Linked DNA regions of Homo sapiens: region 2 is linked to region 1. Evidence: chromatin loops called from intact Hi-C (ENCODE). Cell type or tissue: CD4-positive, alpha-beta T cell. All regions are shown on one strand.

Evidence for each region. A loop is a pair of places that touch in the nucleus more often than their neighbours do. Peaks named below come from ENCODE experiments on the same cell type or tissue, not always from the same donor. Only the 100,000 strongest peaks of a DNase experiment are listed, where the experiment ranks them.
Region 2: it touches region 1 in a loop (3-fold over the local background); 9 of 110 quality-filtered maps call a loop at or near these places.

What each region holds. Positions count from the first base shown.
Region 1 is chr17:67,685,970-67,693,969 of GRCh38, reverse strand. PITPNC1 (phosphatidylinositol transfer protein cytoplasmic 1) reads right to left here. Exons shown (of 9, transcript NM_012417.4): 9 at 1-1,398. The coding sequence ends at 1,082. It overlaps LOC101928045 (a long non-coding RNA gene), which reads left to right. Exons shown (of 4, transcript NR_188294.1): 3 at 4,597-4,699. Among named protein-coding and RNA genes, the nearest start is that of NOL11, 28 kb to the left of the region's middle. In CD4-positive, alpha-beta T cell, CTCF peaks have their summits at 4,021 and 4,221 (motif pointing right); a DNase peak (open chromatin) is centred at 4,239.
Region 2 is chr17:67,487,951-67,495,950 of GRCh38, reverse strand. All of the region lies in intron 1 of PITPNC1 (phosphatidylinositol transfer protein cytoplasmic 1), which reads right to left. Among named protein-coding and RNA genes, the nearest start is that of MIR548D2, 20 kb to the right of the region's middle. RefSeq lists an enhancer at 6,439-6,678. In CD4-positive, alpha-beta T cell, no CTCF peak of the experiment used is centred here; a DNase peak (open chromatin) is centred at 4,644.

The DNA.
Region 1 (8,000 bases):
ATATTTGTATTTCAAGTAAGGAGCAAGAGAATGACAGTCTTTTCTAAGGTCTGGTGGTAGGCAATCTGTTCCAGGGAATTCTGGATGTTACTAAGAGTAAAACAAGGAAGGGGATGGGAGACAGTTCTCTTTTTTATAGTTCATGCACCAGACATTCTGACCATGTTAAAGCCCAGTTAGCTTACTCTACCCTTGTACTTCTTTGAGTGGGCAGATAGTAAATGAATTCTATTCAATTAATTGCAAATTCTGAGAATCTTAATTGATGATGGAAGCTGACAAGTCAAGGTTTGTTGGTACCTGTAGAGAAAAAAGATGTTGCCTCACCTGGGCCTCTTGGTTCCTAAACTGAACCATTCCAAAATCAGTTATGGTCACATTCATCCATGCAATTCTTAAGGATTTCTGAGGCCACAAGGGCACAAAAGGGGAAAGTTATTAAAAGACAGAAACAAGTAGAATCTTTATTAAATTCTGTGGAAGGTATAAATGAGTTATTATTAATTGCACTTGGAGCCTCTATAGCTTGATGATTAAAATTTTCAAAAGTTTAGAGTTAATTAGGCTCCAAATCCTGAGTCAGACTAACCACAAAATAGGAATCTCAGTAACTATTGGTATTCAAGTATTAGTAATTAGCAGTTCAAAATTTAACAGCTAAGTATGTTATGCCTGAGAGTATTTTGGAGAATTTTAGATTTGATGAGAGGAAACTGACTTCACTATTTTCTACCGTACCTTGTAACAAAAGTGGTGCAAAGTTTTCATTCATTTATCCTTGAAGTCCATGCCAAACCTCATCAAATGCCCAATAACAAGGCTTCCTCTCTGGCATACAGCTATGTGGTTACAGAAGATTCCTTCTGTCCTTTGCAAGTCTTACATCTTACATCTAATATGATGCTGTGTAGCATACTTAGGGAATCATATTCTATGTGAAGTTACTGAGTCACATGCACACTGAAAGGTCGAAGGAACATGTTTGAGTGACAAAGCAGTCTTTTTCTCTATCAGAAGATTCTTAAAAAAAAACAACAACAACAAATGAAAATATAAAACCCCATGAGATATTTATATAAAGTTACTCAGATTTGGGCCGACATGGCTTATCTGAAGAGTGCATGCCGGGTAAATTCAGGGTGGCTTTTTTCTCAGGGTCTGGAAGTGTGAGAGTTTCTGGGGCAGACTTTTTCCGGGGCCGATCTTTGGGAACGGACAGAAATTCGGGTGCGTCTGTGGAGAGAGGGGTGGATGGAGCACTAGAAGGCGCACTGCGGACGGAAGAAGGCAGCAGGGGGATGCTGGAGATAGAAATTGCAGGTGGGAAAATGCCGATTTTCTTGTTGGTGGCTTCCTGAGTGGCTCGTTCAAATTCTCGGACTTCATCCATTGTCATGTCTTCAAGGAGAAAAACAGAAAGAAAAACGAGCAGTTATTTATAAGAGAGGCAAATAGATTCATCACTACCCTTGTTTTTACAGGAACTATGGGAACCCTATCATAAAGGGGCCTCTCCCGATTATACACCCAAAGTATCATTGAAATACCAAACCCCCAATTTTTTCTATTGGAAGCTACACCCTGAAAACAATATCCCTTTATGATTATCCATTTAAGATTTTCCAAAGCACTCTTCACAGTGAGTATTTTAAGTATTCTCAATAAGGACTTAACAGTAGAATACAGAACTAGACGGGGGAAATATGTGCCTGTGTGTGTGTATGTGTGTGCACCCGTGTGCATCTGTGTTGTTGTGGGTCTGGTGTGGGGTATTTGGAGCTATAATTAACTGGTCATATTTTTCATAAAGAGAAGGTAATTAAAACAATCAATGGCCCTGAAATGACACATATTATTGTCATTATTGTCAACTTTAGATCATGAAAGTATACCTTTATAGGGTAAACAGGTAAATCATCAGGATTTTTCAACATACTATCTTCTTTTTTTTTTTTCTTTCTGAGACGGGATCTCACTGCATCACCCAGGCTGGAGTGCAGTGGTGCGATCATGACTCACGGCAGTCTCGACCTCCTGGGCTCAAGTGATCCTCCTGCATTAGGGCCCCGTGAGGCTGAAACCACAGGTGCATGCCATAATGCCTGGTTTAATTTTTTTGTATTTTCTGTAGAGACAGGGTCTCGCTATGTTGCCTAGGCTGGTCTTGAATTCCTCACCTCAAGTGATCCGCCTGCCTAAGCCTCCCAAAGTGTTGGGATTACAGGCGTGAGCCACTGTACTCAGGCCAACATGCTATCTTCTTAATCAATACATATACTTTTTTATTCTGAGGGGCCACAAAGATGCTGTTGTTTCTGGTTTCCTGACTGTGTGTCGATCCTAAGAAGGTTCAGAGATTGTGTTTTAATAAATTCAGTTTCAAAAACACGTAAATCAACAATTTCACCACACCCTGCTAATCATTCCAAAGCCAAGAAAATAAAACCATTTCTTGAGGAAACTTAAAAAGAATAGAGAATGAAAGGAGAGGATCATTTAATAGTGAGGATTCTATTTAAAAGAAAAAAAAGCATGACTTGGAATTCAACAAATAAGACAGTGATACCACTGTTAATAATCATTGTTGGATAATGTAGGTTTTCCAAATACCTGAAATGTTCTTATTTAAGTGAGAAAGTAAAAACAGTATTTAAAAAATGTAAATCTTTCCCTAATGTGTTTAATGTATTATACATACTTCCTACATTTGAGACATAATATGTTGAAGATATATCACTGTGCAAAAATACAGTTCCTTAGTTCCTTCTCAGGGTCTATTTGCTCTTTATGGCTTGATATCTCTTCTCTCATGCTCAGAAACTCTATTATTACTGTTATTATTTATTTATTTATTTATTTATTTATTTGAGATAGAGTCTTGCTCTGTTGCACAGGCCGGAGTGCAATGGCGTGATCTTGGCTCACTGCAACCTCCACCTCCTGGGTTCAAGTAATTCTCCTGCCTCAGCCTCCTGAATAGCTGGGACTACAGGCACGTGCCACCATGCCCTGCTAATTTTTGTACTTTTAGCAGAGACAGGGTTTCACCATGTTGGCCAGGCTGGTCTCGAACTCCTAACCTCGTGATCCACCTGCCTCAGACTCCCAAAGTGCTGGGATTACAGACCTGAGCCACCGTGCCCAGCCTTATTACTGTTATTATTAATTATTGTTACCCTGGCTATCCCTGGTATCCTTTGCCATTTTTACTTGCTGGGAACAGGGAAAAGAGGAACCTGGGCTTATTAAAGACTGAGTCAAGGCCCAAGGCTTATCCTGGAGCAAAATGCAAAATTTAGTGCCCGCGGATTTTCTGTATCTGTTTTGGCCCCCCAGAGACCCATTTTTCATTGTTTCTTGTCCACTGCCATGTACTTAGCAGTTGAAACTTCATTAGATAATATTGGAGGGAATAACCAGCAGGAAACAATATAGCCACTTTGGAAATACTGAGTATGTAATGAATATTCATAACACAGTATTAATCCTTAGGACTTTTCTTTTTCTTTTTTTTTTTTTTTGAGACAGAGTTTTGCTCTTGTCTCCCAGGCTGGAGTGCAACGGCGAGATCTCGGCTCACTGCAACTTCCGCCTCCGGGGTTCAAGCGATTCTCCTGCCTCAGCCTCCCGAGTAGCTGGGATTACAGGCGTCTGCCACCACGCCCGGCTAATTTTTGTGTTATTAGTAGAGATGGGGTTTCACCATGTTGGCCAGGCTGGTCTCGAACTCCTGACCTCAGGTCATCCGTCCACCTCAGCCTCCCAAAGTGCTGGGATTATAGGCATGAGCCACCGTGCCCAGCTTAATCTTTAGGTTTTATAACATCTGAGCAAACCAGAAGTATTTTTCACAAAATGAAATCCTTAAGAGGATTTCCTGGGAACAATTATTAAAATTTTCTGAAAGGGAAAGTTTTTACAAAGGATATAAGTCATTATGACTATGTGGATAAGATATAAAATTCAGCATATATCAAGAAAAATTGTACCTATAAACTTACCAATTTTTAAAAACATGGAAGACTATTAAATGAGCTAAGAAGTGAGATTAAGGTTATATAAAAAGAGGCATTTATTTCACAATAAAGTTGAGACTGAGAAAAATTTTAGTGTATCAGGGTATGTTATGTTTTTGCTATGATAAATGGATATTATCTTTGAAAAAGCAGACTTTCTTAATCAAGTGGCTGAATACATTGTTCTACTCCACATAGCCAGCAGGGGGCAGAAATAATCTAAAGCACAGAATTTTGATTTTCCACTCCCAGAGGCTCTTAGAAGTTCCCGTCCTTGAAGGCTTTGAACCTGCTCAATTGAAAAGACTTATTTCCTCACTGCTGTGTTCATGGATGTTAATTTTGCCTAATTTCAATCTAATTTGTCCCTGCTTGGGTTGATGATCTAAAATTCATTTAGCACCCATGCAGTTTTTATTTGTGACAAAGAGCCACCTCCTGATTTTCACTGCTTTTCATTATGATACAGGAGAAAGACTAAGGAAAAATAAATGTGCTCCAATTTCACGGAATTCCAAAGGATAATGGAAATGTCATAAGCATTCAAAATAACCACTTTGTGTAACTTCTCCGGTGGCAGGCATCTTTCACCCTGAAGTCACGGGAACAACGCTGAGGGGCAGCCAGAGATTATGTGGGCTTTTCCATGGGAAGAACCACTCTACGTTATCACCTTCTACATAGTAAGTGGACTTTATTTTTTATTTTACTTTATTTATTTATTTTACTTTATTTATTTATTTATTTATTTGAGATGGAGTTGCACTCTTGTTGCCCAGGCTGGAGTGCAGTGGCACAATCTCTGCTCACTGCAACCTCCATCTCCTGGGTTCAAACGATTCTCCTGCCTCAGCCTCCCGAGTAGCTGGGATTACAGGCATGCGCCACCACGCCCAGCTAATTTTGTATTTTTAGTAGAGACGGGGTTTCTTCATGTTGGTCAGGCTGGTCTTGAACTCCCGACCTCAGGTGATACGCCCGCCTTGGCATCCCAAAGTGCTGGGATTACAGGCGTGAGCCACCGCACCCAGCCATGGACTTTAATTATAAAGTAATAATCACAGTAAAACTGAAAGAAAGCCAAGCCAAGGGGCTTATAAGCTGTGAGAAAATCACTGAGCTTAGCATCTTTTAGCCATCTGGTGTCTCCTCTTTACCTGTGGCTTCTTCCTTTGTTTGCCTGGTCATATTTATAGTGAATGGCTTTCAGAGTGGCTGAGGGGGAACTGGGGCCCAACATTTCTAAAAGAAAAGGTAATTGAAAGTGATAGAAATTCAAGGAGAGTTTCCTTAAAGAGCACTTCTAGGGGGAAGTCCTACTGGAATTGGTCTGTGCATAGAGAGGAAACGCCTCTTGCTCCAACAGTTTCCTGCAAATCAGATCACTGCATGCAAAATGGGAGAAGAGTTAGGGCCCTTGCAACCTCAAGGGCAATCACATGCAACCAGTTGCAGCACATGAGACTTGCAGGGCACATTCCAAAGACATGCTCCAAAAATTTAACTAAAAATTTCCAAAGTGCAATCAGAAGGTCTTCACAATTCTAAAGGATCCATTTATGACAACAGCCACATCTAAATTTCCTAGAACTACAGCATTGATTTTTTTTTTTTTGAGACAGAATTTTGCTCTTGTTGCCCAGGCTGGAGTGCAATGGCGCGATCTTGGCTCACTGCAACCTCTGCCTCCCAGGTTCAAGCAATTCTCCTGCCTTAGCCTCCTGAGTAGCTAGGATTACAGGCATGCGCCACCACACCCAGCTAATTTTGTATTTTAAGTAGAGACGAGGTTTCTCCATGTTGGTCAGGCTTGTCTCGAACCCCCGACCTCAGGTGATCCACCTGCCTCGGCCTCCCAAAGTGCTGGGCTTACAGGCATGAGCCACCGCGCCCAGCTGATTTTTTTTTTTTTTTTTAACACCTACTATGTATTATTCTGGAGACTGGGCTAATGGACATGAGGACTCAAGGCGGAACCCAAAGAGATCACAGCTCTGGCTGAAGATGCAAAGAAATGATTTGGTGATTACACTTTTCTTTGTTATCTCTAGCTACCCTTCATTAGCATGAATGATTGAGAGATTACGATACTTAAAATGCTGGCATACAATATACAGTCAGCTCTCAATTTCCAGTGTGCAACGAAATAACTGAGGCTCTCTAAGGCTTACCCTAAGTCCCAGGGATCTGCTAGGCAGCTCAGCACATCCCCAGCTCACACCCCTTCACTGCTCAGCCTGTGTGTCTGCACAGACTGCAGCCCATCTTGAGATTATCCTAAGTAAAAAGGAACTGATTGGGTAAAACAGCTATAAAGAGCCACAGAAAGCTTTTCAAAGCAAATGTAAAGAAACCTAAAATAGCTGATGAGCCAGAAGCCCTCCCTTGAATGAATAAGTGAGTGTTAGCTATGTTTTTAAAAGTTACTGACATGTTATTCTAGTTTACATATGACATCGATTTTCACTCCTCTGCTCTTTTATGGTGCAGGCCGTTTTACTAGTCCCACAAAAGTGTTTCCACTCTCCATGTTCTTGGTTTTATGACCGAAATAACCTCCACGTCAAGCAACTTTAAGGGATCGAAATGTCTGGAAGAGAGAGGTGACACTGCCCAATTTAGATCCAGCTCAGGTTCTGCAGCAACAGGGTCTGGGTGACGACATGTTTCTATGGAAGGTTGCGAACCGGGCATCTGCAGTATTTCCCAGATCAGTTTACATGTGCATTTGTGAAAGGGTGGGCAACATGTTTTAAAAATTCTACGTACACTTGTTTGGGCATGACTCTCTATGTCATCCACAGGGGAGGAATGCTGATTGCAAACTTTTATGTTGGTTTGTTCATGCATGTTTTTCTCGTATTCCCGAACATCATCCATTGTCATATCTGAAAGAGGTCAAGATGTTGGCAACTTCCGTTATTAGATGCAAACTTTCAATGGGGACACTTTAGGGAAAGATGGTAGCTGAGCAGTAGCCAAGGAGGTTTAAAAAAGCAGAGACTTGTCTAACTTTATGATGAGTAAGTCATAAAGTTAGCTAAACCAACCAAAGGGGGAGTGAGGGCAAGGAAGTTAAGTCAAAATAGTCTTAGAACAGAGAAGAGTGGAAATTATTTAGGGGTGATTCTTGTAAAGTGAGCTAGGTTTGGGTAGAAAGTATTAGCATGTGGGCAGTACCATAGCCTGAGATCTCCTAAAGCATCATTAGAAGATCCCATTGGGGACAGAGGGTCAGTTTTGCTTGGTTTAATACTTACCTTCCACATAGCTTTCAAAATAGATTTAGAGGTTGTTTAAATCAATGCATTCAACAACAGAAAGGACACTTTCATTGCTGTTATAGGAGGCAGGATGTAGAAGGCAGAGCAATGATATTCACTGGTACAATTGAGATTTGGTGCAACTTGCACACAGATGTAAATTTGCACAGAATGCATGGCGTCAGAGAGTGCAGGTCTATACTGAACCTCAAGTCTTGGCTAACAGCTTGAAGATGGCTGGCACTACTTCCACCCACACTGATCTAAAAATAAAATGGCACATGACATGATTTTTGGCCCAAGTCTGCAGTTTTTCAGTATTTCAGGATAATGATCTCTTAATCTAGTGGTTCTCAACGGGGGACAATTTTGTGACATTTTTGGTTGTTAGAACTAGGGAAGGGGTGCTACTGGCATCTAGTGTGCAGATTCCAGGGACACTATGGAGCATCCTACAATGCACAGGACCCCCAGCCCCCAACAAAAAATTATCTGGTCCAAAATGTCAATAGTACCAAAGTTGAGAAACCCTGTCTTAATCCAACTGATAAAAATGTTCAGGCCAGGCATGGTGGCTCATGCCTGTAATCCCAGCACTTTGGGAGGCCAAGGCGGGTGGATCAATTGAGGTCAGGAGTTCAAGACCAGCCTGGACAACATGGTGAAACACCGTCTCTACTAAAAATACAAAAATTAGCTGGGCATGGTGGAGGGCGCCTGT
Region 2 (8,000 bases), 200 kb after region 1:
CTACCTTTTAAATGCCAATTAATGGATTAACGTCTTTGGCTTAAAAAACAAAACCCTCTCTATTCATGTCAGCGTGACAACATCATAGAGTTAGCTAAACGTCCTCTTCCCTTAAGGTGCTTTATATGTTATGACCATAGCTGTATTGGTCAGGACTGGCCAGTTAATGCTTGGTAACAAAGAACCTCAACATCTCCACAGCTCATGGAATACTATACAGCCACAAAAAGGAATTGAGATCACGTCCTTTGCAAGAACATGGATGGAGCTGTAGGCCATTATCCTTAGCAAACTAATGCAGGAACAGAAAACCAAATACTGCATATTCTCACTTACAAGTGGGAGCTAAATGATGAGAACACACGGACACAAAGAGGGGAACAACAGACATTGGGGGCCTGCTTGATGGTGGAGAGTGGGAGGAAGGAGAGGATCAGAAAACGTATCTACTGGCTACTAGGCCTAGTAAGTGGGTGATGAAATAATCTGTACAACAAACCCCCATGACATGAGTTTACCTGTATAACAAACCTGCACATGTACCCCTGAACCTAAAATAAAAGTTTTTTTAAAAAAGATCTCCGTGGCTCAGAGGCCGGGCGCGGTGGCTCATGCCTGTAATCCCAACGCTTTGGGAGGCTGAGGCGGACGGATCATGAGGTAAGGAGATCTAGACCATCCTGGCTAACATGATGAAACCCCATCTCTACTAAAAAATACAAAAAAATTAGCCGGGCCTGGTGGCGAGCGCCTGTAGCCCCAGCTACTCGGGAGGCTGAGGCAGGAGAATGGCGTGAACCCGGGAGGCGGAGCTTGCAGTGAGCCGAGATAGCGCCACTGCACTCCAGCCTGGGCGACAGAGCCAGACTCCGTCTCAAAAAAAAAAAAAAAAAAAAAACAAAAAAAAAAACAACTCCATGGCTCAATATTGCCAAAGTTTACTTCTACTTGTTGTTGTTGCTGTTTTTTTTTGCCAGTTTGAGACGAGGTCTCCCCGTCACCCAGGCTGAAGTTCAGTGACACAGTCACAGCTCACTGCAGCCTTGACCCCCTGGGCTCAAATGATCCTCCTGCCTCAGCTTCCCTGAGTAGCTGGGACCACGGGCATGCAGCACCACGTCCGACTAATTTTTGTATTTTTTGTAGAGATGGTGTTTTGCCATGTTGCCCAGGCTGGTCTTGAACTCCTGGACTCAAGCAATCTGCTCACCTCAGCCTCCCAAATTCCTGGGGATTACAGGCGTGAGCCACTGCACCCAGCCTACTTCTTGCTTCTGCAAGTCAATGGCAGCACCCTGGTCCTTTTGGCACTCTGGGACCTGTACTATCAGAGCAGTCACCATCTCCGAATGTGCTGGCCACCACCAGCAAGCAAAACCACTGGGGATTTAGTTCATTGATAAATCTATAAAAGTTATATCTGAATATCTGTTGCCATTGAAAGAGGTTACAGGGCTGGGCACGGTGGCTCATGCCTGTAATCCCAGCACTTTGGGAGGCCGAGGCGGGTGGATCACGAGGACAGGAGTTCAAGACCAGCCTGGCCAAGATGGTGAAACCCTGTCTCTATTAAAAAAACAAAAATTAGCCAGACGTGGTAGCAGGTGCCTGGAATCACAGGTACTCGGGAGGCTGAGGCAGAGAATTGCTTGAACCCAGGAGGTAGAGGTTGCAGTGAGTCAAGATTGCGCCACTGCACTCCAGTCTGAGTAACAGAGCAAGACTACGTCTCAAAAAGAAAGAAAGAAAGAAAGAAAGAAAGAAAAAGAAAGAAAGAAAGAAAGAAAGAGGTTACACATATTGTTAGTGGAAAAAAGCAACCGATAAGAAACATGTACCATAAGATCTCATTTTAGTACCATATGTATCGTATAATAAGCTCCCACTGGAAGGTCAGCTCCGCAAGGACAGGGGATGGTTTGTCTGTTTTATTCATGCTCTATCCCTGGGGACTGGCACATGGCAGGCATTCAATACATACTCGTTGACTGCAGAAATAAAATGTTTGTATGGGAAGAAAGGTTTGTATATGAAATGTATATATGCAAATATATTCAACAGTGGTTAACTGTGGGTGTCAGGTTTGTGGTTATTTTCTGGTGGACCTGAATTTTTCTCATTCTGCAAGGAAGACAAATTGCTTTTGTATTGGGAAAAAGAAGGCTTATCAGTCATAATGATAGCTAGGTTGCTACCATCCCACCCATCTCACGTCTGGAGGGAAAACAGTCCTCTGAGGTACCATCACCACACTTTCCTCCCCTTTCCAGTATTTCCAAGGTCAAAGCCACCCTCCCCCATTTCCAGAAAGATCTTGGGGCATCAGGCAAATCCAAAGCAGCACATCTTCTTTAGACAGCTGGGGACCCTGGGTTTTAATCTAGTCTTATCCGCTGTACCAGCACTATTTCCACTCACTTATCAAAGCAGAATATTTAGAAATGCTGCATATCATTTGGTTGCATCCTAAGTTATGGAGCATAGAGCTTAAAAGCTGGAAAGGAGAATTAAAACTGGAGCTCCTAAAAGACTGCAAATTTATTTCTGAGTCTCGAGATGGAGGATACGACAGCTGTGCTATTCATCACTCCAGCGATGGGTTAAGAATATTTAAAATTCACAGTCAGTAGCCCAGCCTCTCCGATTCCCAGAAACTGGTGTGCTTTCACGCCTGCCCAGCCCTGTAATGGGCTCTTCTGAGACATGGAATATTCCTGATTGTGATCTAAGGAAGGAACTTGCTCCAAGAAAACCCTGCGTTCAACATTTGGACCTTATAAAATAGCCACATTAAAGAGTGGTTACTGAATCTACCATTGGATTCTCCATTTCACACAGAGATTCCAAATCGGATGGGGTGTTTAAAAAATTAATAGGAAAACTGGCAATAGCTACTGAAGCTGAACACACAGATAGCCTATGACCCAACAATTCAGCTCCTGAGAATGTAACTCACAAAAGCGCCCACGTATATTCATCAGAAAGGAACGAAACAGAATTTGTAACAGCACTCTTTGTCGTAGCCCCAAACTCAAATGCCCCCAACAGGAGAAGAGTAAATAAATCGTGGTATATTCACACCGTGGAACACTACAACTAAGCAGCAGTGAGAATCATCAAACACACAACAGGATAAACACATCTCACAAAGCGTGGAGGGGAAGAAATCTGACACAGAAGACGATGCACCGTAAGATTCCATTTATTATGTTCAAATGGCATAAAACCTATCCCCGGCGTTAGAAATCAGGACAGTAGCTGTCCTGGGGCGGTGTGAAAACAGAAACTAGGCTTGAGGGGGAGTTTCCAGGGTTTTGGAAACATTCTGCTTCTTCATCTAGGTGTGATGATTTTATTAGTTTCCTTATCAAATCACCACAAACTTGGTGGCTTCACACAACAGAGTTTACTGGCTCACAGTTCTGGATGCCAGAAAAAAGAAATCAAGGTGTCAGCAGGGCCAGGCTCCCTCCAAAGGCACGAGGGGACCACCCGTTTGTTGCCTCTTTTGGTTTCTGGTGGCTCAGCTGTTCCTTGCAGCTCCAGTGCTCTAATCCCTGCCTCCTGCTTCATATGTTTCCTTCCTGTGTGTCTGTGTCTTCTCCTCTTCTGTCTCTTGTAAGGACACTTGTCATTGGATTTAGGGTCCACTTAGGTAATCCAGAATGATCTCATCTCAAGATCCTTGATTGAATTATGTCTGCAAAGGTCTCCTTCCAAATAAGATCATATTCACAGGCTCTGGGGGATATTTAAGGGGCCACCCTTCAACTTGCTACAGTTACTTGGGTGTCAGATTTTACCCAGGGATGCATGCATGAACTTTTCTGACTGTATGTCTTATATCCATAAGGATTTTTTTTAAGGAGTTAGTTTACAACTTCTCAGAAATATACTTGTTATTCACCATAAGGCATCTTGCACATCTTTTTTTTTTTAAAAAAAAAAGAAAAAAAAAGGAAGACCGCTCGTGATTGCTGGCATTTCACTGGCACAATGCCAGCACAGTTTTTGGCTTCTCCCAACACCCCACCTCATTTCTGATCTTACTAAAATGTGCAGAAACCTCACAGCAACTTACACTTTTGGGGTTTTTGGTTTTTGGTTTTGTCGTTGTTTTGAGGCAGGGTCTCACTCTGTCACCCAGGCTGGAGGCAGTAGTGTGATCACAGCTCACCGCAGCCTTGAATTCCTGGGCTCAGGCCATCTTCCCACCTCAACCTCCCAAGTAGCTAGGACTACAGGCATGCCATGCCCAGGTAATTTTATCTTTTTGCAGAAACGGAGTCTTACTATGTTGCTGGAGCTGGTCTTAGACTCCTGGCCTCAAGTGACCCTCCCACCTGGGCGTATGTTTTTATTATCTGATTTCCCACCACTAACCAAAGTGGTGAGATCCTTTAACAAATTACAAGCCAGAGACCATCAGCGTGCGTGTGCTCTGTGCCACATCAGCTCAGAAAACCAGGCTATAATTTTAGACAGATGTTCATGAACTTGGGGATTCCTGGTGGGCAGACTTGATGCCTCCAACCCTGGACAGCAGGGAAGCAGCAGTGCCCTGCACCCAGATGACCCAGAAAGCATTTCTTAATGAACGGCCCGGCATTGTGACTCATGCTGGCTCCCACATCTGGCAGATCTGGGTTACATCACGCACGGTCCTCAGTGTCCTGCGGGTTCCTGGGAACGCGCTGCCCAGAGTCAAGTGCACCAGCTGCAGTGGCCGGCTGCGTTCACACGCCTCTCTGCGTCATCCTGATGGCCACACACTATGGGGCTGGCTCCGGCTCCGGGCTCCAGAGGCTGAGCCGACTGTGAGGAGGTCACCTCCCTCTCACTTTCCCATGGGCTTAAGAAGAAGTCACCATGGAAGTAAACCCTGGTGCCCAGGGCAGGACTGCATTCTTTGTTTCTCTACACTAATAGACCCTGGCATCACAATTCCACTGTATTAGCTGTGCTAATCTAGAGAGGAAAACAAAACAAAACAAAACCTCAGCCATTCACATTCCTTGAATAGAATCAGAGGAGGAGAGAAGTAAGTATAAAGTTTGAAAGAATCCCGAGAAGAAATGTTGATATAAACAGCTCTTGGCATCAGGTGGATGGTGTCAGGGAAGTTACTATTTTCGTGGGGACAGAGGCGCTGACGTTCAGCTCCATTGGACCCAGAGTCCTGTGCTATGTTCTCTCGTGACTGACAAAGCCCCCAACTCATTTCTCCCTGGGGACGACATTCCTGCTTTCTTATTCATTACGGATCCTTTGAGATTTTTATTTCGTATCCTTTTATTTACTGATCAGAGCTGCCCTGAAGGCTTCTTCTGGGACACCAGAAACTCCCAGCAGTCCCCTGCCTGCGGGGAGGCTCTTCATCCCAAAGCTCATTATTGTTAGAACAGGATGGGTTCACACCCGGGGGCTCTCTCTCCAAGCCTCCTCACTCCCCATCAATTCCACCTGTTCATTCAGAGTCGTGGTATGTCAGAGCTAGAGGGGACATTTTTAAAAAAATCATTAATTTCATTCTTTTATCTGGTTTGCCAATCTATGCCCTAATTTTAAAGCCAAGATTTAAAAAAAAACAAAACAAAAAACAAAAAACCAACAACAACAAACTGAGATCCTGCCAAGTTAAATAATTCATTATCCCTGGTTAGATAATAACACACACACACACACAAGTATGACCCAGGTCTCCTCATTCTTAGCTCCAAAGTTACATAATGCATCCTCATTCCTCATTCTTAGCTCCAAAGTTACATAATGCATCCTCGTTAATTAAAACACACACACACACACACACACACACACACACACACACACACACACACAGAAAAGCCTGTTTCCAAATCTTTAAACCTTGGGCTGAGATGTACAAATCTGAAGATATGCTCCAAAGAAATAACCTGGCTGGGTGTGGTGGCTCACGCCTGCAATCCCAGCATTTTGGGAGACCGAGGGGGATGGATCACTTGAGGTTCGAGACCAGCCTGGCCAACATGGTGAAACCCCGTCTCTACTAAAAATACAAAAATTAGCCGGGCGTGGTGGTGCACACCTGTAATACCAGCTACTCGGGAGGCTAAGGTGGGAGGATTGCTAGAACCTGGCAGGAAGAGGTTTCAGTGAGCCAAGATCCTATCACTGCACTCTAGCCTGGGACAGAGCGAGACTCCATCTCAAATTAAAAAAGAAAAAGAAAAAAGAAATAACCAAAAAGACAACAGACAGCATGAAAGGGATTGAGAAAAGGTTCGGGTTCAGTAATTCACTTGGGTGCTACAGAACCCTGGCTGCATATTAGACTCGCCTGGAAGCTTTCAAAAGTCCCCATGCTGAGGCCAGGACTCAAACCAATGAAATCAGAATCTCTAGAGGCGGGATCAGAGGCGGGGTCTGGACATCAATAAGCCACAAGGTGAATCCCGTGAGCAGCTAACATGAAACATCATTGATTTACCAGACTTGAGGCCACCATAACTGTATAGTGACCACAATCTTTGTCATCCAAGGAAGAAAAGGAGAAGGAAGGAGTCATTTATAGCCCATGATCTTTAGTTCATTCTGAGATCCTCTCTGTGCTTTTGGGGGTTCATCAGATGTAGGGTCAAACTGAGAAGGTCTACACTGGTGATCTCACCCTGGAACAGGGCCACTCTTCCATACCACATCTGTGAGGACAGAGGCCTATGGGCTGTACCTGGAGGCAAAAGGAGACGGAGCAAACAATCCAGCCCAGTAAGTACTCCTAGGGTGGCTCTCCCAAGTTCTCAAGATACTTTTCTTTTTTAAAAAAGGAGTCTGTTACCGTATGACCCATCAATTCCAATTCTGGGAAAGTACCCCAAAGAACAGAAAGCAGAGGCTCAAACAGGTATTTGTATAACTGTGTTCATGGCAGTACTATTCACAATAGTCAAAAGGTGGAAACAACCCATGTCCATCCACGGAGGGATGGATGGATGAACAAAACATGGTATATCCGTACAATGGAATATTATTCACTCCTGAAAAGGAAGGAAATTCTGATACACACTACCACACAGATGCACCTTGAGGATATTACGCTAAGAGAAATAAGCCAGATAGATACACAAGGACAAATACAGTGTGATTCTACTTATGTGAGTACCTAGAGTAGTCAAACTCAGGGACAGAAAGTGGCTCTGAAATTCAGAGACGGGCGGCTGCCAGGGGCTGCCAGGAGGGGAACAGGCAGTTACCACTGAACAGGCACAGAGTTTCAAGATGCAGAGTTCTGCAGATGGATAGTGGTGATACTGGTACAACGATAGGAATGCACTTAATAACACAGAACTGTACATTTAAAAATGGTTAAGATGGTAAATTTTGTTACATGTCTTATCTCCATTTGGAAAAGTGAACAAAAAAAGAGCCCACATGTGGCCCTTCCTTCGTTCGCTCAGGCATTGATGAAGGTGACTGAGGACAGAATTTCAAAGGTTAATGTGTCATCTGTAAAACACAGCACACACCAGGCCCCTGGACTCTGTTCTGCAGGATTGACTGACTCCAAGAGTTACAGAGCCTTGTAACTCCCCCGGGGCACAGGGAGGGCCGTCTGGCAGGCCTCTGGGTTCACATTATATAACAACCGGGCTGCCAGCTTCCAAGCAACACGAGGTGAATTCCGAAGCGCTCCACGCCTAGGATGAGCCAAGTGTTGATTAATTCCCAAATAACTTTATCGTGGGGACTTTTTCTGATTCCCAAATGCAGTGATGCCGCTTATTTGTCAGTTGAGAAATCTGTATTTTTCTGCGATGGGTTGACTCAATGTATTTTTAAAGAGGGACTTACCTTTCATCTTTTCTTTCCTTTTTGCTTAGTATTCTAGGGGCAAAGAAAAACTTCAGCAAGGAGAAAATCCCGCCAGCAACAGCTCTTTTGAGCTGCTCGGTAATCCAAACCTTTCAAGTAAGCTTTCTCCTTTACTGACACCTCTGTGACAGACAGAAAAGAAAAAATCGTAG